Regions from separate parts of the Mus musculus genome. Here region 2 is linked to region 1. Evidence: chromatin loops called from intact Hi-C (ENCODE). Cell type or tissue: gastrocnemius. All regions are shown on one strand. Links, peaks and the distances in the headings refer to the core of each region. The heading gives the core; the rest is flanking DNA. Region 1 has its middle 11 kb from the start of Ablim2. Region 2 overlaps Ablim2 (actin-binding LIM protein 2).

What was found. A loop is a pair of places that touch in the nucleus more often than their neighbours do. Peaks named below come from ENCODE experiments on the same cell type or tissue, not always from the same donor. Only the 100,000 strongest peaks of a DNase experiment are listed, where the experiment ranks them.
Region 2: a loop joins it to region 1, with 2.8 times the contacts of the local background. A loop is called at or near these places in 2 of 42 quality-filtered maps.

What each region holds. Positions count from the first base shown.
Region 1 is chr5:35,738,988-35,753,819 of GRCm38, reverse strand. It overlaps a transcript of Sh3tc1 not described here. Among named protein-coding and RNA genes, the nearest start is that of Ablim2, 11 kb to the left of the region's middle. In gastrocnemius, for the core only: no CTCF peak of the experiment used is centred there; a DNase peak (open chromatin) is centred at 6,664; H3K27ac peaks cover 2,085 bases.
Region 2 is chr5:35,808,056-35,822,887 of GRCm38, reverse strand. It overlaps Ablim2 (actin-binding LIM protein 2), which reads right to left. Exons shown (of 22, transcript NM_001177696.1): 5 at 13,579-13,705; 6 at 10,669-10,762. Among named protein-coding and RNA genes, the nearest start is that of Ablim2, 58 kb to the right of the region's middle. In gastrocnemius, for the core only: no CTCF peak of the experiment used is centred there; DNase peaks (open chromatin) are centred at 8,128 and 8,386; H3K27ac peaks cover 1,256 bases.

The DNA.
Region 1 (14,832 bases), core at 2,210-10,209:
CAGGGTCTCAACCTCCACCTCCTGCCTGGCTCTGCCACCAGCATCAAGACTGCCAGGTGATCCTAAGTCTTCCTCATATTAGGGATCATGGCATATGTCCTGGTCTCCAGAGACCTCTGGGGCCTCTGGAAAAAAGAGGCCACTGAACTGTGGGGTGACATTTCCCTCACATCACCACTCCATTGGCACCTCCATTCCATAAAGGAAAGAGGTCAGACCTGTGGCACCCCTCCCAGCCTCCTGGCCTCTGCCCGGGTCTGTGGAGGTTTCGCTCCAAGTGACTCTGGAGAAGGTGCCGCAAGGCAGAGTGGCTCGCCGGGGGCCTGGCCTAGAAAGGTACGGGTCTGGAAATGTAGCTGAGTTCCTGCCTTTAAGGCAGCAGTGGCAGAAGGAGGTCCAGTCTAGGCTGTGCTCCCCACATCTAGCTGAGGTATTGATCTGCTTCACAGCCCAGGAGAGAACCAAATGAAATAGGATGTCATTACGGGCCTTTCCAGCCACTCAATAATTTAAAGCCTTGCCATGTGAAACCAGGAGCGAGCACAGCAGCCAACTCACTTCTCTGCGTTGCTCGCTCTCAAAAAAATAGTCGCCACAGCCGGGTAGTAGCAACACACACCTTTAATCCCAGTACTCGGGAAGCAGAGACGGGTGGATCTCTGTGAGTTCAAGGTCAGCTTGGTCTGTCTACACAGAGAAACCCTGTCTTGAGCAGAGGGGGAAAAGAACTGTAGTCTCCACGCTGGGCAGACAGCCGAGGCCAACCTTGGCTCACATGAATTCTTCCCACAGGACAGAAAAAGGGAGATGCAAGGATGTGGGATGACGTCCATCAGTCCAGACTGTTCCTAATTCCTGCTTGATGTATAGATACAGTAGAGTGTTGCATCTTCTTTCACTAAGTAATCATGACACACAGTTGGCCTGAACGCCAGAAAGAGGCAGAGCATAAGGCTGCATTTGAGAAATGGCACACACATGAGGCCTCAACCTGTTGGCCACTGGAGGAACTGGACTCATGCAGCAGAAACAGGGGAGGTGTTAGGAGCACATAGCAAGCACTGGGTGAACTGGCCGGTGAGAGCTGGGTAACAAACACCACAATGGGCTTGAGTGCCTTAGAAGTGTGTCTTCTCCCAAACCTAATGCATGGATGTTCAAGGTAGGAGGGTTGCCATTTCTGAGACTGGCGATAATTTGTCCCGGACCCTTCTCCCTGGCAGATCAGGGGCATTCCTTCCTCTTCATGCTCTGCTCTGCCTCTGTGTGTGTCCCCTTCTCGTGGGGATTTAGCTGTGTGGGTTGAAGTCCATCCTAGTCACCTCATCTTAACCTGCATATCCTGGACAACCTTGTCAAAAGTCACATGGTGTGATGACTAATAATGAAGCAAACTTGGAAGAATCTACAACCAGCTCAGAGACAAGACCCTGGGTGTGAGAGGGTGTTCATAGAGGTTTTTTGTTTTTGTTTTTTTTTTTTACATTTTTTTAAAGATTTATTTATTTATTTATATGTAAGTACACTGTAGCTATCCTCAGATACTCCAGAAGAGAGCATCAGATTTCATTACGGATGGTTGTGGGCCACCATGTGGTTGCTGGGATTTGAACTCGGGACTTTCAGAAAAGCAGTCGGTGCTCTTAACCACTGAGCCATCTCGCCAGCCCCGTTCACAGAGATTTTAATTGAGGTGGTGAGTACCACCTTGAACAAGGGCAGTGCCATGTGCAGTGCCCATCTGGATTAACAAGGAGAGAGTGAGCTGAGCACCAGCTGTCATTTTCCCCAGCTTCCGGGTAGTAGACACCATGTGGCCAGTTGCCTGGAGCTCCTACTCCATGGCTTTCTACCATAATGGACTCTACCCTTTGCCCTTGAACTGTGAACCAGGACAACCTTCCTCCCTTACGTTGCTGTTGGGGGTGAGATGGGTGCCCAGCACGTGCACAGTATATTCGGAGCTCAGAGGAGGACTTCAGATGTCAGTCGTAAGGTGTCTTCCACCTTTTCAAACAGTGTCTCTTATCACCCTAGGTCAGTCTTTCTCAACCTCCCTAATGCTGTGACCCTTTGATACAGTTCCTCATATTGTGATGACCTTCAGCCATAAAGTTATTTTGTTGTTACTTCATAACGAATTTTGCTTTTATGAATCGCAATGCAGATATCTATGTTTTCCAATGGTTTTAGGTGACCCCTGTGAAAGGGTCATTTGGCCCCCCCCCCCAAAGGAGTGCAACCCACAGGTTGAGCACTGCTGCCCTGGAACCTTGCCACATACTCCTGTCCCATGATCTCCCAGGGACTCTCCCGTCTTCATCTGTCCTGAGACCATTGCTGGAATTCCAGGAACACACCACCACACCCAGCATTTTACATGGACTCTGGAGATTGGAACTCAGCTCCTCATCTTGTGAGGCAAGCGCTTTGCTGGTGGAGCCATCTCTCCGTGTACTTGTATCTCTCGTGTACTCTTATCACAACAACAAGAGAACTAACACACTAATGACACACTGAGGTTCTGACTGCCAGACCTTCAGTGTGTGAACTCTGGGGGAGCACAAGTCAGACACGAGTCAGCTCACTGCTGTGTCAGCATGTCATAGCTCACTTCCTGTTGACAGGGAATCATGGAACAGGACACACAGGCCATCCTGTGTGGGAAGCCAACTGTGGTCCTGACCTAAGTCATGGAGACAGAGCGGAGACACCGGGCTATAAAGGTGGAGACTAGAGGTAATCCCTAAAGCGTCCACATTGAATTCAGGTAGAACCACAGGCTATAGGCTCACCACAAGGACAGCACTTGCCCTTAGGCACTGCAAAACCTCTAAGGCTTCAAGCAAGGAAACCAGGCCAGTTCTGCCTAGGAAATGCTGCTCCTCTACAGAGCAGGAAGAGTAGAGGCCAGTGTGGGAGGCAGGGGCTAGCATTTGTCTTGGGGAGAGGCATAACTCAACTAACTCATCATATGAGGCCTCCTTCTCAGATTCCACAAGGGACTCTGTAGTCCCTCTAGAGCTGCGGCTGTTGCCCTGGGAAGGGATAGGCAGGCGAACAGGCTTCTGGGTCAGGAGGCAGAGAGTGAGAACAGAGACTATCACCAGAACCAGGTCCCCAAAGTTAGAATCCTCTGGACTCTCCCAGACCCATGTCCCAGTGTCCACTGGCATACCTACTCAAAGACCATGAGGAGGGCACACAGCTTGGTGGCATCTTAGAAGACAGATGTCCCTGGTGGAAAGATCAGCTCTTGTCCTGGGAACTGGGAAGGACTTGTCTGAATTGAGCCTGGACTTGGTGTCACTGAGCAACTCCAAGTCTCTGATCACTTGCCACCCATCACAGGCTGACAGCCAGTGACTTTCCTGGGTGAGCCAAGAGTGCCCCCTCTTTCATGCAGAGAATGCATCTCAGGGGATGCATGTTGTGGAACATGGGGATGCTGTCCCTGAGTTCTTTTCTGCATGTTTCACTCCAGGCTTCTCCAGCCCAGTGCCTTCTCCTGTTATACCATGATGTCCCTGTGAGGAGTGTGCCTGCTCCATGGTTTCACCAAGGCTATGAACAAGGCCAGTCTCCCTTAGTGACATCACAGGGCCATCTCTGCCAGGATTTCTTATACAGATTCTAGCCAAGCCACTGGGAGCAGAAGTCATGTGGCTCCGTGATTATGCCAAATGTTCTGCCAGGGAAAAGTCAAGAGAAGTGTTCTGATTTCTGACTATGAAAATAAAGCCAAAAAATAAAAATAAAAATAAAATAAAATAAAGAGATAGCTGGGCAGTGGTGGCACATGCCTTTAATCCCAGCACTTGGGAGGCAGAAGCAGGTGGATTTCTGAGTTTGAGGCCAGCCTGGTCTACAGAGTGAGTTCCAGTACAGCCAAGGCTACACAGAGAAACTCTGTCTCGAAAAACCAAAAAGAAAAAGAAAAAGAAAGCCAGAAGCACCCAAGGCCACAGCCTGTTCTGCTGGGCTGTCTGCCTCCCAGAGTCTCCACTGTAGTGACAATTCTGGAATTTAGATTTCTTCTACAAAAACAAACAAACAAACAAACAAAAAAAAAAAAAAAAACCCCACAGAAATAGTATAAGAATATGTTTCCATTTTAATGCTAGGTGTGGGATAGACATGGGGCTACTCCAGACTGTCCACAGCAGCTGACTGTGATTTGCCTCATGCTCTCACAGAGGCGTGGTTTGGCCAGCTGCAGTTTCTGTGATTGTGTGACGGTTGGAATTCTGGGAATGTTTCAGAGACTATATAAATGTTAGAGCCCTGTGGGTGGTTGTTAGTCGTTCAGGATGGTTGGTTGTGGGTTTTTATTAGTAGTCATGCTAGAAGAAGAAGAGGAGGAAGAAAAAGAAGGAGGAGGAGGAGGAATAAATTAGACTCAGAAATTTCTATCTATCTCTCTCCCCTCTATCCTTCTTTCTCTCCTATCTAGTGATGGGGATGAAACTTGGGTTGGGGGAGGAGATAAAGGTGAGAACCACAAAGTAGTAAAGACCAGCTACAAGTAAAGAGGAAACAGAAAGAAATTAGATTCAGAAATCTCTCTCCCCCACCCCTTATCTTTCTTTCTCTCCTATCTAATGTTAGGGGAGATAATGAGTGAAGAGCTCACAAAACAGCAAAGAGTGGCTACAGTCCTGCTCTAAAATGCCATCACACCTACTGTGGCCCTGTACAGCCTTCATTCACCTGGGTACCACTCATCTGCTCCTCCCAGCCCAATTGCTCTGTCATACCCTGGGAACCCTGTGTGCCTCTGTGTAGTGGATACGTTTCTTCATTTATCTGACTTGCTGTCTCAGCAGGCCCCAGTAGGCTCCTGGTTCTCCCTCTGTTCTGACCCTCTCTTATCCCTGTCATTGGGTTCTCCAGCCCTGACCCCTCTCTTCATTCTGCCCTCCTCATTTGGGCAAACACTGAACCCACCCATCCTTCTACCACCCATGCATCCAGCTATTCATCCACCCAGCTACCTAACTGTTCACTCATCATCCATCCATCCCGATGTTTACCCACACTCCTACCCCCCAGCTTCCCATCCACCACCTCTCTACCCACTCACCTATCATCTGATTACCCTCCCACACACCCATCTACTCATCCACTCACCCACCGTGCCCCCTTTCCACCACCCACCCACCCTTCCATCTGTATATATCAGTTGGTTTCTCCAGAGAGCCCAGATTAAGACCTCTTCAGCTTCCCGGTGCCTACGCTTAGACCTGGGCTGAGCATAGCCTGTTCTCAGCTCCTCACACCTCATCCTAGCACCGGCTACCACTTTTGTGCCCCTGACATCTGAGAATTTATTTTGGCACAATTCTAGGTCCCACTTCCAGCTCCTGTCTCTGGGCCTGCTCCTGCTTAGGCCTGGTCCAAGTCCTATCTCTTCTGGGTGGCCACAGTCACCTCCTCTTGGTCTCTTTGTTCCTGGTCTCCCATCCCTCCACCAGAAAGCCAAAGGCATCTGTTAACAATACATATCAGCCACCCTGCCGAAGGCCCCCACCTGCCTCTTCCTTCCATGCAGGTGGCTCCTGCTTGGTGCTCAGGGGTCAGCCCAGCTGTCGCCTCCACCTGGAAGCCCGAGTGGTGGAGTTGGGTGATCTCCTGGCTTCCCACACCTCCTGGAGCTTTCACAGGTGGGAAGCATGCCATGCTGCCATTCTCTGACAAAGCTGACGCTAAGTTAGGGATGGAGCCAGAGAACCAAGGCAGGAGACTGGCTCATTTGCCTTTTAACTCCAGGAACAAAAGGCTCAGATCCCCAAAGAGCACTTGGTGAGTCCTCTCAGGAAAAGCTTTCTGTAGAAAGATCTGAAGGGCAGCACTAAGGACATTCGGGTTAAGAATTAGTGCGGAAAGATGGAGTCGATGCTGCTCCTAGCCTTGCTCAGTGACTGTGATCAAGCTCCGAGCCCATGTAGTGCCATGGGTGGAGGCACAGCCAAGCACAGCCAGGTGCAGCCCCATCCCCATCTCTGCATGTATCTCAGGTAGAGGGGTTCTCTCTCAGCCACAACAGTATTTGTGTCCATGGTATTAAGACCATTGCTCTAGGGCTCACACTTCCCACCCAAGACTTGTGGAAACTGCTTCAGTGGGTCCAGATGGGAAAGCCAGCCTGGCTTCACCCACAGCCACAATCAGTGCATGTATGTCTCATGGGGGCTCTTTCTAGCCATTCTTCCTTCCCTTTATGTTGCTGGACACAGATGTTTGAGTTTACTATAGAGCCCCAAAGCATTATACATACATGTGTGTGTGTCGATATGGTGCATGTGACTGCATATGCCCAAGAAGGCCAGAGGCATCGGATCCCCTCCGGAGCTGGAGTTACAGGTGGCTGTGAGCTGACCAGCATAGGTTCTGGGAATCAAACTCATTCTTTTCCAGATCAGTATGTGCTCTTATCTGCTACTCTGTCTCTCCAGCCCCTCTACGCACAGTTTTTAACAGCATGCATACAATACAGAAAACAGCATTTTAATAACTTTAAATATATGTACCTTAAAGCCGAATTTACACATAACTTTACAGGGATAAATACGTGGTGTCTACCATTTCCAGGGATAGTAGTAATTGAAGTTTCTGTTCAGCAAAACCAGCATGTTTATTTACTGTACTGCCCCCTGGTGGGAGAGTGCGCCACTGCAACCTGCTGTCTAGGTCCAGTCAGCCAGTATTTCTTCCTCTGCCAAACAGAACCCAGGCCCCTGCTCTCCAGCTACAGAGGAACAGAATGGAGGGGACAGTTTCCTGCTGGGTTACTTCCCAATTCTGAGGTTTTGGTGCCTGGGTGTTCCTAACCTGTGAACATTGTGTGCGTAGGCTCAGGATGGGGTGGGTACTTCCTTAGTGTCTTCTTGTCTCCTGACTGGTTACCTAGTTTCCTGACTCTCACTTCCCCTGTTTCTGGTGGTGCCCCACCTGAAACACAGTCCAGGACTCAGCAGTGTGCCAGCCCCATGTCTAGCTCAGATAGTTCTGGACGGTTACAGGATGGGCTCAGTCCAAGAAGAGAGCTCTCAACCACATCAACCAGTACCCAGCACCCTAGGACACACAGGATTCTATCCAGGAGGCCATAAGACCCAAGCCAGGCAGCTGGGAGGCCAGCTAACTGAGGAAAAGCGTCTCTTGCCTTCAAGATGTTTCCAACGGTGCCCCTCCTGGTCAGGATATTTGGGAGTAGGAGGTACGTACCTGGGACAACCATTGCCATAGTTGTCCCTTCATGGGAAGTCAGCCTGAGAAGAAAGTCACACTCAGGGCATCTTGGAAGAGTGATGAAGCACCCAGAGCTCCTTGATCAAGCCAGTCCTGAGACCACATCTGGACTACTAGGGCCAGAGCCAATGGAAACCTTTATGTTCGAGTCACATGCACTTGAGCTTTGTGCACTGCTAACACCATTCCTAAGCCCCACCCCCAAATCCGGAGGGTTGCACCACTGAAATGAATGAATGCCAGTGTGCTTAAGCATCCGCAGCATGGCCTCCCTCCAATGGCTCGAGATTTGGATTGCTTCTGCCTAAGTGCCAAACATTCCAGGGTCCCCCACCTCTTGTCTGTTCTTTCCTTTGCCAGACAAACTCAGGGAAGTCCTGGACTCCTGGATGACCTGACCCCTCTCTCTAGGGCTAGGAGAAAAGAGGAAAGGCCCTGCTCCAGGAAGGGTTGGGGGCGAGGGCAAAGTGCAGCAGGTGCTCCCTGCACCCCAGTACCAAGAAAGGAAAGGAGGGCATGTCCTCAATAATACAGTACCCAGACTCCCACCCCACAGGGCTTTTAAAACTTCCCACAGAGCCTCCACAAACTTCCCTCCACTGCTAATATACTCCACAATATTGTCCACACAGCCGTGGGAGGAAGGGCCCTCAGAACAAGCTCCCAGTTTGCAGCAAAGAAGGTATGATCTTTTGGTCCAGACCAGGGTATCCATGTGACCTTCCACCTTCCCCATCTCTGGGAAGCTATGGCCAATAGAAGGACCACATTGGACCCAAGACCCTGAGCCAGACACTTCTGGTGGGATGGCGACAGCAGTGTTGGGGCCTTTGGGCCTGGATGGATGCAACAGAAAAGTGAGATATGATACAGGCTCTAGGAGGCGTCAGCCTGCCAGCCAAGGTCATGGTCATCAGCATGGACTCATCAGGCTGCTCTCAGGACCAAGATGCTCTTTGCCCTATTCTAGGCACTGGGGTTTTAGGTGCTCAGGGGCAAGTGTCAGGGACCACAAGGCCTTCGTGGCTCACCCTTTTTCAGGTCTTAAAAAGCTTAGGGATAACCAGCTTCAGTCGTCAGCAAACTGACTTCTAACTAACACTTCAGGTCTCCAGAAAGTCACCAAAGCCACTACTAACATGGCCCATAGTCAGAAGTGCCGCCCGTAGCAAACTATCCGACACTCAGACGATTAGCTGTGTGGCCCAGCAGGTGACATGAAGGGGCTTGCTCAGATGGCCACAGCCTGTTTTCTTATGTGTAGCACGTGTACTGAGCCAGAAGGCCGTGCTCAGGGTCCTTGTCACTGCCACTTAAAGTGATCTGCTCAGAGAATCTGTGCTGTTGTCCCTACAGCTGGACCCTGGCTCAGATGATGTATGGTAATGCTTTCACTAGAGAACAGAGGGGATAGAGACACAGAGACAGAAAGACCAGGGACGAACAGGGCACTGACCTTGAAAATCAACAGATCTTCAAGGGAAAAGGCTGGGGCCAGGTAAGAAGAAGTCAAGTGGTTTCCCTTCCTGGGCTCTAACCACGGGACATCAGGACTCAGCCGAGGAGATTTCAGTCATGAGTGTCTGTTGAAGAGGAAGCAGGTGGATTTTATTTTGCAGGGATAGTTGAATGACTGTGTAGAGTGCAGGAAAAGCTCGGTGCCTTGCCAGGTATCTGTAGTCTAAGTGTTCAGGAGGCAGAGGCAGGAGGTTTCCTTGAGTCTGTGAGTTCAAGGCTAGACTGGGCACCATAATGATACTTTGTCTCTAAAAGGGGGCAATTTAAAAACTCTTTTGAGAAAACAAAACAAAACCAGGCCTGAACACTCTTACTCTATGTACTCCGGAGGCTGAGGCATACACTGCTCTAGAGGCTCGCCAGGGATGTGTAGCCTGTCTCAACAACGCAAAACAGCAAAACAGAGAAGGGCTCTCTGTACACTGGATTGTGGAGTCTCATAAACTCCTTGCAACCCATCACTGACCCTGTTTCCTGTCCCCTTTGCACAGGTGAATAAATAATTGGCCAAGGGAGGGAACTTACAGGGTCACATGACCATGAGTGACACACTGGGACCCAATAGCCCGGTCCATCTACCATGCTCTGCAGGTACACAGTAAGAATGGGATTTTGTTTGCTCGACCATTCTGGATTCTAGCATGTTTTGGACAACAAAGTGTTAGAGTGTCTTGGCAGATCAGGGCCAAGGAATGCCTTAAAGATCACATCATGCAACGGATTTATGTGGGAGAGGGGGCTGGCTCTGTGTAGGGACATGAGAGAAAAAGACAGGTGGGAGGTGGTAGCAGGGCTTTCTGAAGGGTACACAGCTCATGGAAATGTGTAGAATTTGGCTGGTGATGATGTGGCTGCTGGCACTGAGTCGCTGAAGGCAGATTGGGGGTGAACCTGGTTCTGGAATGTGGGTAGTTCCTAACACAATACCTTTTGCCAAAGTGGGGGTTCTGCCTAACCATTTTACAGGGAACCTGCTTCCTTCCAAGAAACTGCTCTCTATGGCTGCTTAGCTGCAGTGCTCTGCTTCAGACCCGGGAGTGATTCAGGCCACTCCTGTCTAGGACAGAGGTGCCTACACAGCCCCTCAGAGGCCAAGGCTAGGGGCAGAGACACGAGCTAGCTTACACAAGGACTCTGGAGGATCAAGTCTAAGGGAAGGAAGTCACCGTTCCACACTGCAAATTGCAATGTGTCCTGCCCGTCTCCTGTTTCTTGCCCCACCTAGCCTGTGGCTTGACTTCCTGGGTCACACAAGTGACATTCAGGAGTGGTTGTATGACCCAAGAAAGTCTCCTGATCCCCCCACAGCCTATCTCCCCACTCCTTGGAAGGATCTGGCCTTTCAGGGCAGCTGCCGGTGAGGTAGGTAACAGGCCAGAGTTGGGGAACTGCAAGGCTTTGACAAAAAAAGCTCCTTAGAGGCAGGGCTGCAGCCTTCAGAGGGCTTCATAGGTAGCATCAGGGCAGCATAGGACTCCTTGAGAGGACAGACTGAGAAAAGCTGAAATCCAGCAGGCCACAGGCAGGGAACAGAAAAACAGGCCTGACCCATTTCAGTCAGGGATACTCAGACTCACAGAGGGCGAGGACACTGGCTGAGGTCACGTGGTCCAAACTCATAGTGCCAGGAAAACGAAAGAGGAGAACTGGCCAAGAATTCTGCTCTTGCTTCATCAAGCAGCCTGTCTCCATCCTTCAACCTTTATCAAGGCCACTCGGTCATAGATGTGAGTTCTGTCCATGTGTGACTGCACAAGGTGTGGAGTCAGAGGGCAACTTGAAGGAGTCTGTTCTCAGTAGAGGGGGTCTAGCCTTGTCCCAGGCCTTCTCAGTCTAGGCACCTGTTTTTCTTCCAGTCTGTCCACTTGGACAGACGTGGCAGACCAGGACAGGACCATCCTCTTCAGACTGGGATACTGACTCTGGGCAGCATAAATGTCCCTCAAAGAAGCAAGCAGGCTAGAGATAGGAACAGAGGTGAGTGGGAGAGGAACTTGTGACATAGTGACTCTCTGGATCAGTGATGCAGGTGGGGTCTGGGTCCACCTCAGGTGGGTAGCAGCAGCTGAAAGGCTGTCCCCAGGAGCAGCACAGACAACTGGAGTGTCCTGACCAGCACTTTGGGGGCAAAACCTGGGCAGAAAAAAGTGGACATGTTTTTACATATTTTTGTTTTGTTTTGTTTTGTTTGTTTTGAAACAAGGTCTCTCTCTGGCTGTACTGGAATTCACTATGTAGACCAGGTTGGCATTAAAACCCACAGAAATCTACCTGTCTCTGCCTCTGCCTCTGCCTCTGCCTCTGCCTCTGCCTCTGCCTCTGCCTCTGCCTCTGCCTCTGCCTCTGCCTCTGCCTCTGCCTCTGCCTCTGCCTCTGCCTCTGCCTCTGCCTCTGCCTCTGCCTCTGCCTCTGCCTCTGCCTCTGCCTCTGCCGTGCTGGGATTAAAAGCATGCACCCCTGGGGTTGGCGAGATGGCTCAGCAGGTAAGAGCACTGACTGCTCCTCCGAAGGTCCTGAGTTCAAATCCCAGAACCAAGGCTCACAACCATCCTTAGTGAGACTTGGTGCCCTCTTCTGGTGCATCTGAAGACAGCTACAGTGTATTTATTTATAATAATAAATAAATCTTTGGGCTGGAGCAGGGCTGACCAGAGCAATCAGGGTTGACCGGAGCCCAACCACCACATGAAGGCTCACAACCATCTGTACAGCTACAGTGTACTCATATACATAAATAAATAAATCTTTTTTTTTTAAAGGCATGCACCCACCCAGCTCTTGGCTTTATTTTAAGTACCAGTAATCTCATATGCTCTTTAGGCTAAGAGCAGCTTTAGGACTTGTGCAACAGATCCATGTCTTAAATGAAGTCAAGCTCCACCGAGCCGGTCATCGTAGGCAGATGTTCCATGTCTTAGTTCTTCCCTGCAAATACCGAGCCCAGTCAAGTTAGCCTAAAGGACGAAGGTGTGGGGTGGGGCTGCTGCAAGGAGTTCACAGCCAGAACTCTGGAACATGAGAAGGGGTGTGGGTCATGGCTCTCCCCCTGCGCTGTGTGCCTCAGCACACAGTGGCCTGAGGAAAAGGTAGGAGGCACTATACAGGATAATGTGACAATCTGGAAGTCAAGGAAGGCACCAGCTCTAGTACCAGAGGTTCCATAGAGCTCCAACTCTACAGAGTGGAACCTAAACTCAGAGAGGCACCTGTCATCTGCCATGGAGCCAGGAACAAAGGTGTGGACTGCTGATGAGGCTGGACCCTGTGAGGGGACCGGTCGGGTCAGGGAGGCAGAGGACTCCAAGCACAAATGAGCCTTGTGGGCCTACCCTTCAGAGGGGAGAGTCATCGTCGTGTGAAGTTGGAGCCACGGGGATTGTTCTGCTACGGTCCCCACCCCTGTCCCAGGCCCTCCAGGAAGGCATTTCTTCCTGCAATTCCACTGTTCCAGCCAATCTTTGAGCCCGGAAAAGGGACAAGCTTTGAAGACCTTGTCAGTCAGGAGACACCCAAACTGGAGGCACAAGGGAGGCACCCAGCAAAGTGCCTGGTGATGCAAGGCCTTGGAGAGGGGGAAAGTGGGTTGGACTACGCTTTTCTAAGGCCCCAAGCTGGGCCACTGCACTAATGATAGAGCGGACTCCAGGGCCACCAGTTCCCATCAGTCTCACTAGGGGGAGGGGATGAGCTCTAAGTCACATAGGTTTGGCCCTACGTGTCTGTGCAGGGTGTCGGCCAGCAGCCCACCAGCCAGCCCAGGTGGGGATGGTCTCTAGCGTCGCACTGCAGGGCTGGATTGCTGCTGGCTAGGGTTGGCAGAATCCCAGGTCCTGGAGCAGCTTTGGAAGTGTGGGCATGTACACACAGAATGCAGCGGGGAGGGAGGCAAGTCCTGGCCAGAGGGACGGTGTGAGGGGTCGCTGAGTGCATGGGATCAACGTGGATCTGAGGGCGAATCTCATGTAAATCCTAAACAAAAGCAAAGAAGAGAATTGCCACGAGGCTGGAATCGCATTGGCTAGTCCATTGGTTAGTCCATTCACACAGGTGATGAAGACTGAGTGGCCAGCGGTGTCAGGTGTTTCCTGCCTCCCTGCTGAGCTGCCCCTGCCCCACCCCCATACAAACCACAATAAGTAAAGAGTCAGACTCCGCAGGATGACTGATAAAAGCTTGCGCACGCCCACAGGAGGCCAAATCCTCTCCATTTACTAAAACACCCACTCCCCCAACGCTGGGGATTCCTTGGAAGAAAAGGATCCCCAGAATGGTTGAGAAACATCCTTGGCTGCGGCACCCATCCAGGAGGCAGCAACCCCACCCTGATGGCTAGGGGGCCCCAGGGGGCAGGGATGCCCCGGGTGACTGCCACCTGCTGATTCTCTGCTGGCAGAAGTGCTTCTTAGAGCAGTGATTCAAAGACTCACCTGAAGGTGAGGATCATTTATTTAGCAGCTCTTAAGAAGAATCCTAATTAGTCACGTTCGCCAAGCAAGTGAAGGGCCCAGGATCTAACCTTAGGGACATCCGTGTTTGAGCATAGTTTCTCGGGACACCATGTGGGAGATCTGCCTACCTTTGCTGTTGCTTTGCTGGTGCTACACGGGGCCTGGAACTCTTCTATAAGTGCTCACTCAGGGCTTGCTAAACTCAGTCTTCTCAGCTCCAGCTTTAATCACTAGGCATGAGTGTGGCTGAGCTGTCTGCACCCTAACACAGCCCTTCCTCTGGTGGCTGTCCCAACTGCCTGCCTGTCGACTGAGGTGTGAGCCCCTCTCATATCCCCAAATCCTGGGAAGAGCTCTTAATCTGCTTCTCCCGCACCCACCAGGGGAATGCTGACTAGGAGCTGACATTCTTCTGATGGCTGATAAGGAGGAGGAAGGTCAGAAGGAGGCTGGCCCCTTCCCAGCAGGGCGGGCCCAGCCTGCCAATGACTCAGGTTGTCTGATTGGAGCCCAGCGGCCTGGGCAGGGCCTGTTCTGCCGCCTCCTGGGGCCTGAGACATTCATCCAGTGCAGGTAGAGGAGGCTTGGAGCCCCTACACCCTCCCCCCACCCTTCCTCCTTGGCAGCCGCTGCTCTACTGGCCAGGTAAGTCCTGGACGTCTCTGCTGGGTTTGCTCCAGGAGAGAACTACAATCTGCGCACCTGTGGGAGCAGGTGAGGACTACAGAGGCTGAACTTGGGATGATAAGCACTTGAACTGGTCTGATCTGGAGCAGCAGAGAGGACAGGTTTCGGGTGGCTGTTGTCAAGGAAAGAGGCCCTGGTATTTCTCAGTCTGAAAAGTGAGTGGAACCGGGCCCTGCCAGGGCAGACAGGAGGTATGAAGTAGAGGGTGTGGTCTCCCCACTATCCTAAGAGCCAGCCTTGGTCCGGTGCCATGTGGAGTGGTAGAGTTCTAGAGGAAGCTGATGATGTCTCCTGGCCTCAGTCTCACACTTGCTGGATGAGTGTTTTTGGGCAACTCTACTCCTCTGAACTTCTTTTTCCCCATCTGTATGCTGGGGGATACTGTGGCTGCCCTGAGCAGTGTCTGCATATGGTTAGTGACCACAGTACAGTGGTGCCCTGTGGATGAAGCAGGAGTCCTGCGCTGAGAGCAGGATGCTGACCACGCTTACATTTTCCTCCACTTGCTGGACACCAGCACCAAAGACAGGGGCATCTTGTGCTTTGCTCTCAAACTCCCATATTCTCATCTCAGCACAGCCCTCTCCTCCCCAGGGGCTGAAGTTCCTACCAGCTGCCAGCCCCTGGGGACAGTAGGGTAGTGATCAGAAAGGGTCTGACACCCTCCCCCATCCCACCTCCCCAGACACAAGAGTACTCCTGCTGAGTGGATCTGTTAGCCCTTGGAATTTAAGGCTGGTCAGGGCTGGTGAGTGTGTGGACTTTGTACAGAAGCTGAGAAGGCCAGCTCAGGCCCTAGGGAAAGGGAGCAAGGCCTCCTGAGAATCTGTTTGTCTGTAAGCATCCTAAGCCAGGTATGTCTCCTCTTTTCCCGCCCGGAGGACTGGAGCATGTGTGGTCTGTGTGCATTTTGTAGGAGCAGCCTGAA
Region 2 (14,832 bases), core at 3,649-11,648, 68 kb before region 1:
ATGTCTCGGGCAAAGGGATCCTCAAGGCACAGAGGACCAACCCCATGCATGGCAGCTGACCCCAGTCCCAGCCCTGGTTCTTATTAACCCTGCCACCTGGGAATCCTCTGGGCCTTCCGGCCCCACCAAATGGCCTTGTTTTCTCCCAAAGCTGCCTCCTTCATAGGAGTCTCCCCGATGTCCCCTAATCCTATCCCTTCTGATCCATTCCTCGCGGCTCGGCAAATGTCCGGCTTCTTCCTCCCAGAGCAGACTGAGCTTGGCTGGCAGGGCTGGGTGCCTGGGCCCTTCCAGGACTGAAGTGTTTCATCTCCAGTGCCAGCCTGAACAATGGGGTAAGGGGCTGGGTCATTTGGCGACTGCAGCAGACAGCATTGTGAGTGGGCCAGAGGCACTGTGGGTTGGCTTCTGAGCAAAGGTCAAAATCTGCTCTGTATTTTTAGAAAAGTCATCTTATTGCCAGAATTTATATTTCTCAGTTTGTGACCCCCAACCTCCCACCCCTCCCTACCCTTCCTCCCAGCCCTCTGTGACAGCCCCAGGGTTAGCAAGCCCTGTGTCTCCAGCTGTGCCCATATGTGAATTGAGAGGGCCAGAGAACGCTGGTGGGAACAGTTTCTGAAACACTAGGCTCAGGGCTGGAGAGCTGGCTCCATGGTAAAGAGGGTTAGCCAAGCTTCCAGAGGACCTGAGCTCGGTTCTCAGCACCCAAGTTGGGCAGCTCACAACTGTCTGTAAGTCCAGCTCCAGGACATCTTTCCCTCTTCAGGCAGACACCAAGCTGCATACACAGAGATATAAACACACCGGAGAAACAGAAAGAGAGACGGGGCAGAGGGAGAGACATAAAGAGAGAGAGAGAGACAAAGAGAAACAGAGATAGATGGAGAAAGCTAGGGACACACAGAGAGAGGTGACAGACAGGATTTCCCTCTGTAACAGTTGCTGCCATGTCTGTGACTTGCTACACTGCACACACACTGTTCAGTTCCACACATACTAACCCCCTTCAGTTCTGTGCCAGTCCTTATATAATGAACTGTGGGTACAGGCCTTCACTGTCATAAATAAAAGGTTTGAGAAGGTGGCTTGAGCAAGATCATCCTATGAGCAGATGGTGGAGCTGAGATAGAGGCCCAGTGGGGCCTCTAAGTGCACACGTTTCAGACTGGGCCTGTGGGCTCCCAACCCTACCCAAAAGTCCTTGACTCTGGGGTACGGATCATAGTCACGTATCCCCTCAACCCTCATGCCTCGAACAAAGAATAGAGGATGCAGACTGTCTGATCAGTAAGGAGAGAGAGATGCCAGCACGGAGGATCCAGACTCAGGTTATCAGGGTCCGAGTAAGAGAGACTGTTAGAGGCAGTGGCTATCCTGTGGTGACAGGAAGACGTCTGCAGAGGCTGGGTGTGGTCTTAGTCCTAGCTTGGGTGGTGGTCATTTGAGTATATCCAGGTACAAATAGAGGGACTTCCTCAGATGTGTGTCTTGCCCACAACCCACCTATACTATACTATATTTAGAGAGAGCTATATGGCTAACTCTAAACCTCTCTACTCTACTGCAATCCATTTCTATTTCCTTTCAAGTCCACTCTCTGAATCTCTGGCTTTTGCTTTCTTACCCTGCCAGGAAGTCCCTCCTCCTCCTTCCTGCCCAGCTATTGGCCTTCAGAGCTTTATTAGAACCAATCAGCAGCAAGACAACTTCAGATACAATTCTAGATTGCCTTTAGGCATAGAGCACTATTTGACCTTTAAGTATGTAAGCAGATTTGGAAGGACAAGTATTTACAAATTTAAGGCTGTGGTGGGCTATAGAAATGACAATACTAAGATCCTGCCAGTTCAGAATTAACAACTGAAAATATAAAGACACAGTTTCACACAATGTTTAAAACAAAACAAAACAAAACAGTTTATCCCAACAGGTGCACTTGACCACTCTTTGCCATGTGTCTCACCCAGGTGTAAGAGTTCCATAAACAGACGGAAAGGCCTAACTACAAGATCAAAACAGCAAAACCATCCAATGAAAACCTGGCAGAAAGCCCTCATTTACCTGGATGGAGACTTAGACTGGACAGCAAAACCATGAGCAACCCCCAAAATCTCCCGCTCGACAAATGGCCCTGGCAGAAGGCTAAGAAGACAAGCTGGATAAGGGGAGGGTAGCTCTTTGCAAGTCACATACCTAGTAAGGGCATGGGATCCAGAATATGTAAAGAGCTGCTGCCATTCAATAAGACATGACCCAGATAAGTCAGACTTCTAAAGAGTCTGAACAAGTATGGAAACAAGCTGAGTGGGGCTTTAAAACCACCTCTGGATGTCTGAGGAACCCCAGGGAACACTCATTGCTGCCACCCTGACCGCCTCTGAGGAAAGCCATGGCAAGGGGAAGTGAAGTGGTTGGAGTCATGACAGACATCAGGGGAAGGGACAGCTTTGCTCATCACCTCTGAGGACCAGGACTCTGTGAACGAGGTGGTCGTTCAGAAACACTTCACTGTCAGTGGTCAGTATGAGAGTGGCTTCCACACGGAGAGTGTTGAGAGGTGAGCCCTGTTAACACCTGAGATGGCCAGGGCTTCATGTGGGCCCATGTGGTTCTGGAAACTCTGGCAGTGGCTGTGCAGATAGCTTGGGTGACAATGACAATCTTGGTCATGGGGGAAACTTCCAGGACCATAGTGGATATGGCGTCAGTGTTGATGGCTCTAATGAGTTTGGTAGTGATGGTGGCTATGGGGGAGGTGGTCCTGGTTACTCTGGAGAAGGCAGAGGCTGTGGTAGTTGTGGGCACAGCTATGGCAGGAGTGGGTATGACAATGGGGAACAGAGAGGAAGCTTTGCAGTGGCAGCAGCAACAGCAGCAACTGGTGATGTCTATAAAGGTTGAAAATCACAAAAATCAACCTCTATATTTTGGACCCACAAAGGGAAAAATTTGGAGGCAGAAGGTCTGGCCTTGTGGTATGGAGGCTCCCTAACACTTGGCCGAACCATGAAACCAAGGTGGCTTTGTGGGCCCAGAGCAGCATTGGTACTGCAGCCAGTGGCAGGAGGTTCTAACCACTGGCAGGAAACAAAGCCTCACAGGATAGGAGAGCCAGAGATGTGACAGGGAAGCCACAGGTGACAACAGACTGTGAACTTAGGACAGAACCTGTGACTGTCTGTGTAACATGTTGGTTTCTGTTTGGGGGAAGTGTGTGGCTCTCTAACAAAGCATTGTTTGTTTGTTTGTTTTGTTATTATTTTAAGACTGAATATGTGTATCATTTAAAAAAGGAAAAGAAACGGGCTGGAGAGATCTCTCAGCTTAAAGGGGTTTGCTGTGCAAGCACAGGAAACTGAGTTCAGATGCCATCACCCAGGTAACGAGCTGAGCATGCTCTCCTGTGCTCCTGAAACTCTGGTAATACAGAGGACAGGGACAGAGACAGGAGCAGGGCCGGTGCTTATTGGCTGACAGATTTGTGGAGAGACTGTTCCAAAGGAATAAGCTGAAAGTGACAGAGAAGGACACCTGGCACCTGTCTCATCTCTGAACACAGGTGCACACACCTGCACACATGTTTTTATACACCATGGGGTGGGGATGGGGCAACTTAGACCATCCCCATCTAAAGAAGGTAAGAAAACAATGAAGCTAAAAAGATGGCCTCTGTCACATATCACTGTCGTGAGAACTTGCAAACCAGCTCCTGACCTCTGAGGACAAGGTATCTTGTCTCCATCAAAATAGCTGTAAGTGTACAAGAACAACCAAGAGCGTGGGAAGCCTGAGGAGAATCGTGCCCATTCACCATGTAAACTATACAGTCACTCGTTGCTGTCCAAAATATTGCAAGGACTCTTATGCCCAGGTCTCAGCACCAAGGCACATGCTAGCCAATGGCTCCTAAGCTCACTCATACACAGCAGAAAACACGGTACAGCACAGCCATCTGTAGGACCCTGCATGGCTGTAGGACAGAGGAAACACCCATAGGGGCGACAGTGTGGACAGCCTGTGAACGCTGAAGGAAATAAGTCAGCCATAGAAGGCCAGCTCCAGAAACACCCAGAACAGGCAAAGCCACAGAGGCAGCCAGGGACCAGAGGTATGTGGACGGTTCCTTTAGGGGATGAAAAAGCTAAGGAACTAGTGAGGAGAGGTTTCAGTGCTACTGTAAAAGCCTGAGGAATGCCTTGGAGCTTATGTGTTTTAGTGCGGTCTTCACTGCAATTTGGGCTCCCTCTGCATCTGGAAGAGGCTGGCCCCTGGTGGGGTTCTTGTCACTGTCAGTCACATATCAGCAACAAATCCAGAGATTTCTACGCAGCCATGTCATGTATGGGCACAATCACACCCACTGCTTAGATGAGGAAACTGAGGTTCAGGAAAGCCAGAAGACCTACCCAAGGCCTGGGGACTAGGAGGGCAGAGCCAAGGCTTTAGCCAGGTTGTCAAGCTCCCAGCCTGAACCAGGTACGACTCCCCAGACGGTGCCACAGTCATAGAGCGCACAGACTGGCTGTGGCTGAGCTCCTGCTGGTTCAGGGACTCATAGCATGGGCTCCACACGTCCTCGCTGTCCATATGGTCAGTTCCTATACCCAGTACTATAGGGTAATGGACATGGTGAAGGGGAGGTGACCACATACTACCTACTCTATGTAGGTGCCTCCCCTATGGTCACAGCACGTCCCTAATATACTACAGAGCCCCACACCCAAGCCAGAGCCAAAGGTGAGCCATTGCTCCCAGCACCGCCCCTCCCCCACTGACCACACATCATGACTACATGACAACAGTCATTCTCAGCCTCACAGCTGGGAGAGACAATTGTTCTCACTCATGCTGGGGACCACTCATCTGTAGAGCATAGCAGATGACAGCCAAGCCATGTTTCAAAACTGGTCTATGTTCTGGAGCAATCCATCTGTGATAGGAAGATAAAATGGAAGGCTTGCGTCCTAGGTATCATAGAGAACACAATTTGGCTGTGAAGCCCAGTGAGGGGATGAGCCTTCAAATGGGATCACCTGACCCATCCCAGGTCACAGCAAAAGTCAGGGCATGACTGCTGCCTGAGGCCTTTACTTTATGTGACATGGGTCTTGGAGTTCAGTGTCCCCTACTATAAAACAGAGGCTGCAGTAGAACCACAGAGCTTTGACTCATGGCTACACCTTCCTCCTCCTCCTCCTCCTCCTCCTCCTCCTCCTCCTCCTCCTCCTCCCCCTCCTCCTCCTCCTCCTCCCCCGTCTTCCTTTTTCTCCAGACGGAACATAGGAAGCCAGCAAGGCCTACAGAGTCAAACGTAAGTCTCTCCACTGCTGACATCATGGCCCAGTGTCTCTCTCTCAGTGAGGCGTCTTCCAGTTATTGACCAAAATGGGGTTTTCCCCCAGGAAGGCCTAAAGCATCAAGAGTGGGTTTTTTTTGGCATTGAACATCTGTGTCACCACCCCTGGATCCCCAGCAGGCAGATGGCCTAGCCTCTCATCTGCTTGGGGCTCAAGATGGCTCAGATCTGTACAGTGCACCTGGAGCCCAAAAGGTTTTGGCACTGTGTCGTTTTAGAAAAATATTTTATGCCTTCCAACAAGCAACTGCTATCTTTAGCAAAAAAACACCAAAGTCGGCAATGGAGGTGTAAGGGGTCTAGAAGGACATGGAGCCCCTGCAGCCCCACAGGGCCAGGACATCAGGCAGGGTTCTGAGACTAGTCCCCAGCATCCCTGAAGAAAGGGTCAGTGGTACTAAGGTGGGGTAGAAACCTCTTGTCCTGAGACACTGCCTCTCCTCCCTTGCAGGCTGGAGCAAGCCTCAAGGTTGGTCAGCAGAAACCCAGACCTTCCTGACTGAGCCTCCCACACCCAAGGCTGTCCCTAGTTTCTCCTTTGGTTGCACCATGGGACGTAGAGCTGGGCCTGCAGGTGGCTGCTTGGATCTAGGGACATTCCTTAGCCAGTCTCAAAAGTATATATGCCTTTATTTTTGCTTACTTTTATAGTGTTGGGGTTAAATTCATAGACTTGCCTTGGCTGGGCAACTGTTCTCCCACTGAGCTATAGTCCAGCCTTTGGTCTGTAGAGATAATCTCACGTGGTAGCACAGGCTAGCCTTGAACTTGTAAGTCTCCCGCCTCTACCTCCTGAATTCCAGGAGGGTACCATTGTGCCAGGTTTGCAAATTTCTTGTGAATTCCGAAAACTGAATCCAGACGTTCAAAGTCCTAATTGCTATGGTGCAAAGAGAAAATGAAACTTACAAGGCAAGGAATCAAAGAACCAGAGCGGGTGCCGGGCAGCCCAGGGGTACCTTGTGGTCATGGTAGCACTGGGTCCCCAGGGTCTTCTACCCAAGACCTTGTGGGAACCACTTGTTCTCAAAGGGAGAGCGAAGTTAGTGCATGCCCAGCATAGCCCTGGAGGTCTAGAGTCCTTTCCCAGACTCTGGCTCTGTCCCTGTGCCCATCCCCTTTAACACCCCTGGCTCCCCACTTCTCAGGACCCAATACTGACATATGAGGCCCGCTGGATGCTCCTATCTCCATCTGCCCTCCTTATTCTCACCATCAGCTTCACTTAGGAAGTCATCGTGGGAAGCTGTGTCATCTACCCACAGTCCACTCTTAGGGCCCACCCAGGGATGCATCCATGAAAGGTGCTCTGAGGTACACCTCAGACATGGTCAAGCATAAGTACTCCCTGGGGACAGAGAGTTCTGGCCAAACATGTGTGGGAACAGTTGAGGACCCACGCCTATAGTGGTATATACATGTGTGCCTGCATCTCTGTGTCTGTGTCTATGTGTTGTCTGAATGCAATATATGCCGATATCTCTGTGTACGTGTGCTTGTATGTGGCATGCTGTATGCCTGTGCCTTTCTGTGTGTCTCTAGGTAATGTATTCACGGGTAAGTCTGTGGGTTGCCCCCCCCCCCGTGTGTGTGTGTGTGTGTGTGTGTGTGTGTGTGTGTATGTGTAGGTAAAAATGCAAAAAGGTCATTTCTAAATACCGAATAGGTATCCATTCATTGGAGTTAATTTTTTGTTTGTTTAACATAAGCCAGTATGTCTTTTGCAAACACTTTTACAATAAGCACACTGGTTTTAGGGGCCTGAGATGCTGTCGTCATTGCAACTTTCAAATGCTCCCAACTATTTGAAAACAGTTTGTTCTCTGCTGGTAGTAAAGAACACATGCCTACGGAGCGCCGAGGAATATGCCCATGGGAATACAAAGTGGAGAGGCGAAAGCAACACCAGTCATGACAGGGGATGGTGTTCAGAAACAAATGTCTGGGTGGCTCCCTGACCCAGGGCAGAGCAGCCTGGACAGCCTCTTTTCCTGTAGACATCCTTCACAGTGGGGACCCCAACTCACAGTGGGACCCCAATTCACAGTGCGACCCCAACTCACAGTGGGACCTGGTGAGTCTCATAGGAGTTCATATCAGGAATGGAGAAGGAAAAAAAAAAGAGGAATGGAGGAAGGGGAGAAGTGAGGAAGGAATTAATTAGTGGTCCCAAGGAGCCCTGGGCTTCATGTTACCATGGCAACAGCCATAGGTATAAACCAGCACTGAAAGTGAGCTTCAAACCATGGTGGCATCTGGGCTAAGAGAGTGGAAACAAGTTACACCCCCATGCCATGCTTACCCCCACCTTTGCAGTGAGAGGGAATAGGGTGGCAGCTAAGGACTAGGCTCTGAGCACTGTCAGGGACAAGCCCCTCCCACACCTCTCTCTTATAGCCAGTTCCAAAGGACATGCTTCATGAATCCTCCGGCAAACTGCAGCTCTCTACAAGTCGACTTCAGCCACTTCAGGGGCTGTAGCCTTGTAGCCAGGCGTGAGCTCTGCCTCATCACCCACACAGCACCTCTGCTCTCACCTGTCCATCTCTGCTAGTCCCCTCCTGTGACCACACAGGACAGAGTGACGGAGTGACAGAAGTGACGGAGGACAAGAAGAGGGAGTAGTACCCTCCATCACCAGGAACACACATTTCCCAGTCAGTGCTGTTGGCACCAACAGCTTAAGATGGCACCATGCCTGCCTGACACAGTCCCAGCACACATGAGGCTGCTGTGGGGGAGCACAGGAAGCTCCCACTTGGGCTTCACAGAGAGGACAGCTGGGGGCAAGAGAGACTGCAGGGACCGCCAGCAGCCCACCCACCTGGCTCGGCACAGCTCTGCCAGCTCTGCCAGGCTTCCTACCTGCACGGGGTCTGTCTCCAGTCCTTCTCAGCGCAGGAGACTGGACGGCCTGCCTGTGTCACCCTTGCCCCAGCCAGTCTCCATACTCTTGTCTTTGTTTCTTTCTTCCAGCAAGTCACTGGTCCCTGCAGCTTCCCGAGAACACAGCATCACCAGCTGGGCATCTGCCTGCCTGGGCCAGCTTCAGGCAGTGCTGCTGCAGCGAGGCTCCCTTCTGCAGAGCTGGCTGTCTCCACCCGCCGCTCCCACCTCACACCCGCCAGGAGGATGCTCAGAGCTGTGCAGAGCCCGCAGAACGACAACTCAGTTGCGCCACCTCCGCTAACCACCACTGCAGCACACTCGCCCCCAGAGAAGGCAAAACCAAAAGCATGCAACTCCCAGGGAAGGCCTTTCTCCTCCACTGTAGGATGTAGAGGAAAACCAGAACTGTCCAAGTCCTGTCAGCTAGGACAGCCCCTTTGCAAGGTCAAGACAGAGTGCACCAGCACACTATTTAGACAGAGTGTTTCACAGCACTTGGCCCAGAGACACACAATAAGGATGCTCATGCTACAGATGAGGTCATGTGCTTGCCTTACTCTCATCACACATGGGGACCCCAGTGGCCTCACAAGGACGTCCTGGGGCAACTCGGAGCTGGGACATAAGACGTGTCAAGTACAAGCCTCACAAGCCAACTCTCTCATAGCCCAGTTCTCAGTACTGGATGGGGTCTGCCCACCCAGGCTAGTGAGGGTCTGCCAGCCTTGGCAGTGAAGTGACCCAGGTTCCCAAACTGCAGCAATGGCAGAGACAGTTCCAAGATGCCCCCACCTGAGCCCACAGAGTCAACTTGGTGAGACAAGGTTAGGTTACCATGCCAACCAAGGTCTGCTATCTGGCTGAGGTCAGGAGATTAAGAAGGACAGTGGGTGTGAAGCTCTGCTGGGGGATTCCCCACACCTGGCTGAGTTCTAGACTCTTCTTTACTTCAAAGAAAGAGGGACAGCTATGTGGCCAACAAGGTGCACGGGTGCTGAGGTATAGGGGGAGGCAGGAATTTCAGACCTGTAAGGGAAGACAGACATGGTACAAACATGGTTTCTTGAGCTTGAGGTCCTGGGTGGGATGGCATAGTGCAGGCCTCAGTGTGCTAGGGGGAGGGACCCAGAGAGTCAGGGAGGCCAGGTGGGCTGTCTAGGGAGGTGAGACGACACCGTTGTTACAGTTGCAGCTGTCCCAAGGGCCCTGATCCTGGCAGCTGCTCTTTTTAATAGGCACCACTTAAGCTGTTTCAAAAGCTCCTGGGGGCACATGGCATTGAGGCAGGAGGATCTGGGAATTGGAGGTCAACCTCAACTATGCAAGTTCAAGGCCAGCCTTGGGCTACATGAGACCCTGATTTAAAAAGAATAAAAAATAATGGAAACAAAAACCACTGAGGAGGAAGTCTTGTTCAGGGAGGGAAACAGGGAAGGCTCCTGGGCGGAGTAAAAGTCCAGGGCAGTTGGAGGGAGAAGCAGGGGAAGGGGAAGGGGGATAGGACCAGGCTTATGTGGGACGGGACAGGTTGGTCTTTTGCCCTGATCCAGGATATGCCTGTAGTAGCTGTGCTCCGCACCCAGGACAAGACTCACGGGACGCACAGGACACACAGGAGACCAAAGTCATAATCTTACTACACGACCCGCTCCAACAGTGCAGAGGCAAGCAAAGCTTACGAAAGAGAGGCAGAACTGCCAGCCTGCCTCAGGGCTGGGGCAAGGCAGAGCCTTTCTAGATCTAGGTCAGCAAAGGCCGGAGAGGGAGAGGGTCAGAAGACGCTAACCCAGTGGTTCTCAACCTGTGGGTCTCCCCCGACCCCTTTGGGAAGGGGTCAAATGACCCTTTCACAGGGGTTGGATGTCAGATATCCTGCATATCAGATATTCAAACTCCTAACAGTAGCGAAATTACAGTTATGAAGTAGCGACAAAAATAATTTTATGGCCTGGGGTCTCCACACCACGAGGAACTGTATAAAAGAGTCACACAGCATTAGGAAGGGCGAGAAGCACTGCTCTAACCTAAAAGCAAGCAATTTGCAGTGACTGCCATGAACCATTCAAGCGTTTGCAGTTCTGACCCAACATCCATGTTTCTGTGGATCTATCTGAAGGAAGATTGGGAGCACGAACGGAGCCTTGGGAAGAAGCTGTTCACTGTAGTCTTATTTACCATGCTATGCCTAACAAGAGGACCAGTCTAGCACATCCCAGGTCCCACTCGAGGAGGTGTGCGACACATGATGACACTCGCTTACAGGTGAGTGAGCTAAATGTCAACATGAACTCTGTGTGGACAAGAACAGGCTGACAGTGTGCTGAGGGTTCTGAGCACAGGGGAGGGACAGCTAAGGGGTTCAGCTCTTTCTGAGATTAGACCTCAGAGCACACCAGCCCGGCCGGCCACAGACCTCTCACCTCTAGCACCCGGCCCGTGATGTACTTCTCACAGCCGTCGCAGCGGATGCCAAACTTGCTGTGATAATCAGCCTCGCAGTAGGGCAGCCCGTCCCTGAAATGAGACAGGCAAGTCAGGAGGGCATGGGCTCACCCACTTGGCCCCCAACATGCAGGAGAACTGCCCATCAACATGGAGACAGGGTAGCTTCCTTCTACTCTGAGGGGACAATTCCTGGGCAGGTAGCATTCATTTGTCACCATGTGAGATATATGACAACCACCCACTTCCCATGTATTTATACAGAGGAACAGGGGCCAGCCCTCCTGCCCACTGGATGATAGAGGAGAGAGGGAGGGCTCCAGAGACTGAGATAAGGAACAGAAGCAGCCCGGAAAGTGAAAGGTGCTAAGTCAGCGACCTGGCTCTCCTCCCAGGTCCTTCTGACCAGGGGCCAGAGAGGGTGCAAAACAAGGGTACCTCCCCGCTTGAGGACAAGGGTGCAGGGGTGACTTAAAGCCCAGCAGCAAGTGCGACAAAACAGAAGGCCACAGGGCACCTCTGGCTGTAGGTAACACAGGGCCCTGGGGTAAAGCCTGCCTTGTGCCTGTGTTCTCAAGTATGGCTGAATACCCAGTACAGCAGGTGTCGGTGTGGAGGGAGACATCTGGAAGCTGTGCTCAGGAGAATGGCTGACTCTGTTCTGTATTAAATGAGCTAGGCATCAGCCCAGTATCATGGAGAGACGGTGCAGACAGGAGATCTCCTAAGTTACCTATTCTTTTTCCTCGGCACTGTGAGCCTAGCAATAGATGAAGGGCCGCAAAGGTAGGGAGATAGGGCAGGAGGAAGGAAGGGCTTGAGGAGCAAGGAGGTTGCAGGTGGCCACACTCAAGATAGTAAGGGGACACTGGGAGGAGACAAGCAAACTGCCTTGGACCCAAATACCATGTCCCAAGTGTGTTACTTAACGCCACCGGACATCAGCCCTTCCCACAGTAAAACGGGAGCAATGAGAGTGAGGTTGTCCTAAGACAAGGCGATGCTGGGGACAGGCTTAAGGAAAGCACTGTCAGTGCCCAAGATGACTGGTGTTGCTAGCTGTGGCTGTTTTCAGTCACAGGTCACCACCCAGCAGGAGTTGGTGTGGAGGTGACAGGAGGATGGACACCTGCCACTACAAAGCATGCACACTGCAGGGGCTGCAGCTCTTGTGAACTCTATCTAGATTTCCCCCCGCTAGGACAAGCAGACTCAAGGCTGTCAGGGTTTAAACTGGGTACCACACTCTTTCTCTCAATGCCTGGACCCTCACAATGCCCTAGAATGGATGTTCCGGGGATGGGTGCCCCTCAGTGTCTTTCCTTCACTGATCTCAACTCTCGGAGGTGCCTCCCAGAGGGAGGATGCAGACTGGGAGACCCCCACAAGCCCATGTAGCTACAGCAAACCCAGGAAGTTCTTAGATACCATCTCCATGGCAACACCAATGTGATCTCCCCCTCAGTTCTGGAGGCTGCTAAGTAACATGCTGGTGTGGGTGAGCCACCAACGCCCTGTGTGGGGTGGCACCTGATGGGGGGCAACACTGCCATTTTCTTCAAAGAGGCCTGCATAGCAGGCTCTGCCTGCCTGAGTCACTCCCCACAGTGTGGCTGTGACAGAGGCCAGGGGAGTCAGGCTTTACAGAGTCATCCATCTGAATGAAAGGAACCTCATTTTGGTTTGGGGACAATGTTTCATTTTGTGATCAATGGGTCACCTGGTATTATAAACAGGAACACAGAGAGGTCCCTGTTACTTGCTATTCAGCCCCTGCTGACAGAATATACTGTCAATCTAGATGACAGCATGAACATATTGGCCACTGAGACTCTACACATGTGCTCCTGGACATTTGTGTAGATGTGCATGCATGTTACATGTATGTGTTCATGTTTGTATGCATTCATGAAAGGATGCATGTGCACCTGTGTGCATGCATGTGTGTACATGCATGTGTATGTGTATATGTGCATACACGTGTGCATGTGTACATATGTGTGTGCATGTGTGTGTGCAAGTCTGTGCATGCATTTGTGCACACGCATTCCACTCTCTGTAATCATATAGGGAACCTTTCCACCCATTCAACCTCTATGTGGGTTCCAATTTTGAAGCATGGAAGAGGACTTTCCTATGCTTGTGGGGGGAGCTCCTCCAAGCCCCACCCCAACCTAACTCACTTCACTTACATTGTGGGGACCTTCTGCCTCACCTCCTTGATCCCAGGGTTAAAATATATCTCAGCTCATGACATGGTCCCACAGCCTCTGGCAAACGCTTGCTCCTCCTCAGGCACTGTGACACCCTTAACAACATGCTGGGAGAGCACTGAGAAGTGGGTAGCAGACGTCCCAAAGTCCATCTCTGTAGATCAGAGCATCTGCCTGTAGGATCCCATCATCCCATGGGATCAGCCAGCTCCATGAGTCCTTATGGCTAGTATCTATCAGCTGTTATGTGCCCCACAGGGTATCGGAATGTCCAGGCACCAAGCAGGTGGCAACATTCTGCAACAGAGAGGCAGGTGCTTTGTGTGTGTGTGTGTGTGTGTGTGTGTGTGTGTTTGTTGCTTTTTGAGACAGGGTTTCTTTATGTAGCCCTGGCTATCCTAGAACTCACTCTTTATACCAGGCTGGACTCAAACTCAGAGATCTGCCTGCCTCTGCCTTCCAAGTGCTAGGATTAAAGCGTGCACCACCACATCTGGCTGAGAGACAGGTGTTTTGTGATGTCAGAGCTGGAGAACACAACCCACTTCAGCAGGACTACTGGGAAAGAAGATGAGGGCTATGGGGTCCTAGTCATTGCGCCAGGACTGGACACCCCTGCCCCACCGGCAGCATTAGGCAAGACCTTCTTGGGCTGGTTCTGCCCACCACACTCACTTGCTGATGTACTCTGCATTGAGGAGTTTCCCACAAGTCTTGCACTTGAAGCATCCCAGGTGCCAGTGCTTGTCCAAAGCCACCAGGGCCTGGCCATTCTTGATTTCTAAGCCACAGCCCCCACAACCTGGAACAGAGAACAAACACAGATACCTTCAGTGTGGGCCCAGAGGCCTCGTATTGCAGGGCCCCACAAAACCCCCAGGGGCACTCAGCATGACCTGGACTCAGCCCTCAGAATCTTAGGTCCCACAGACTCACCCAGGGCAGCCCTAGAGGAGAGGCCCAGACACAGAGGTGTACTAAAAGGACCCTGTCTGGCAGTTGAAGGGAGCATTTGTGTAGCCCATGGTGGGGCTTGATCCTGTGTGAAGAGTATTGACCCTATGCAGCCAAGGCTGGAGACTGGAAGACCACGGAGGAGATGAGACCCAACCTCCTAAGAGACTGGCACAGAATCATGTCACACCAGGGTGCACTGGGGTCCAGGCTGGCCTAGGACTGCAGAGTGGCATGCATGATCAGGTGTAAACCTGGGAAAACAACCCCAAACCCATCCTTAGCTGGAGACAGAATGGTAAACCTAACCATAATACCGCATCTCACCTAAGGGACTCAACCTTTCTGGAGTGGTCTGAGCCCCACTCTCTCTTGCCCCTCCTCCTCCTGGCCCTACATTCCCACCTGCCTGGAGTCCCCTCCTGGAGAGGTCTGAGTCCCAGCCTTCACCTCCACTCTGCCCTTACCTGCCTAGAGCCCCCTCGTGGGGATTCTCTTTGATCCACATATCCTCCTCTGACTATCTGGGGCCACTGGGTTTGAGATCTCTTCCCCTCTGCTCTCTGTTCTGACCCCTAATCTTCCGGCGCCTATTCCAGACCCAGACAGCATCTTCTGCATCTGTCCTGTTCATCTCTGCTTTCTCTCTCTGAACCCCACGGCATCCATGAAGACCAGCATTTATCATTGCGTGGTAGTAGCCTGGTCTGAGCCCTGATCCGGCTCCCAGGAGCCTCTTCTCTCTCAGCTGTGCCCAGCCCTACTCCACATTCCTGGGGGCCCTGGGCCTCATGTCCCAACCCTGTTCTGCTAAGCCAGCTAGTCCCTCCACACAGGGAGCTGCTACACTGAGGCCCTTGTCATTCACTGGAGGATGTGTGGGAGCTATCAGCAAATCGGAACAGGCAGGGGGTGTAGGATGAGCATGCAGGGGTACCTGTGGGGACGTGTATCCCATATGCATGTATCTGTTCC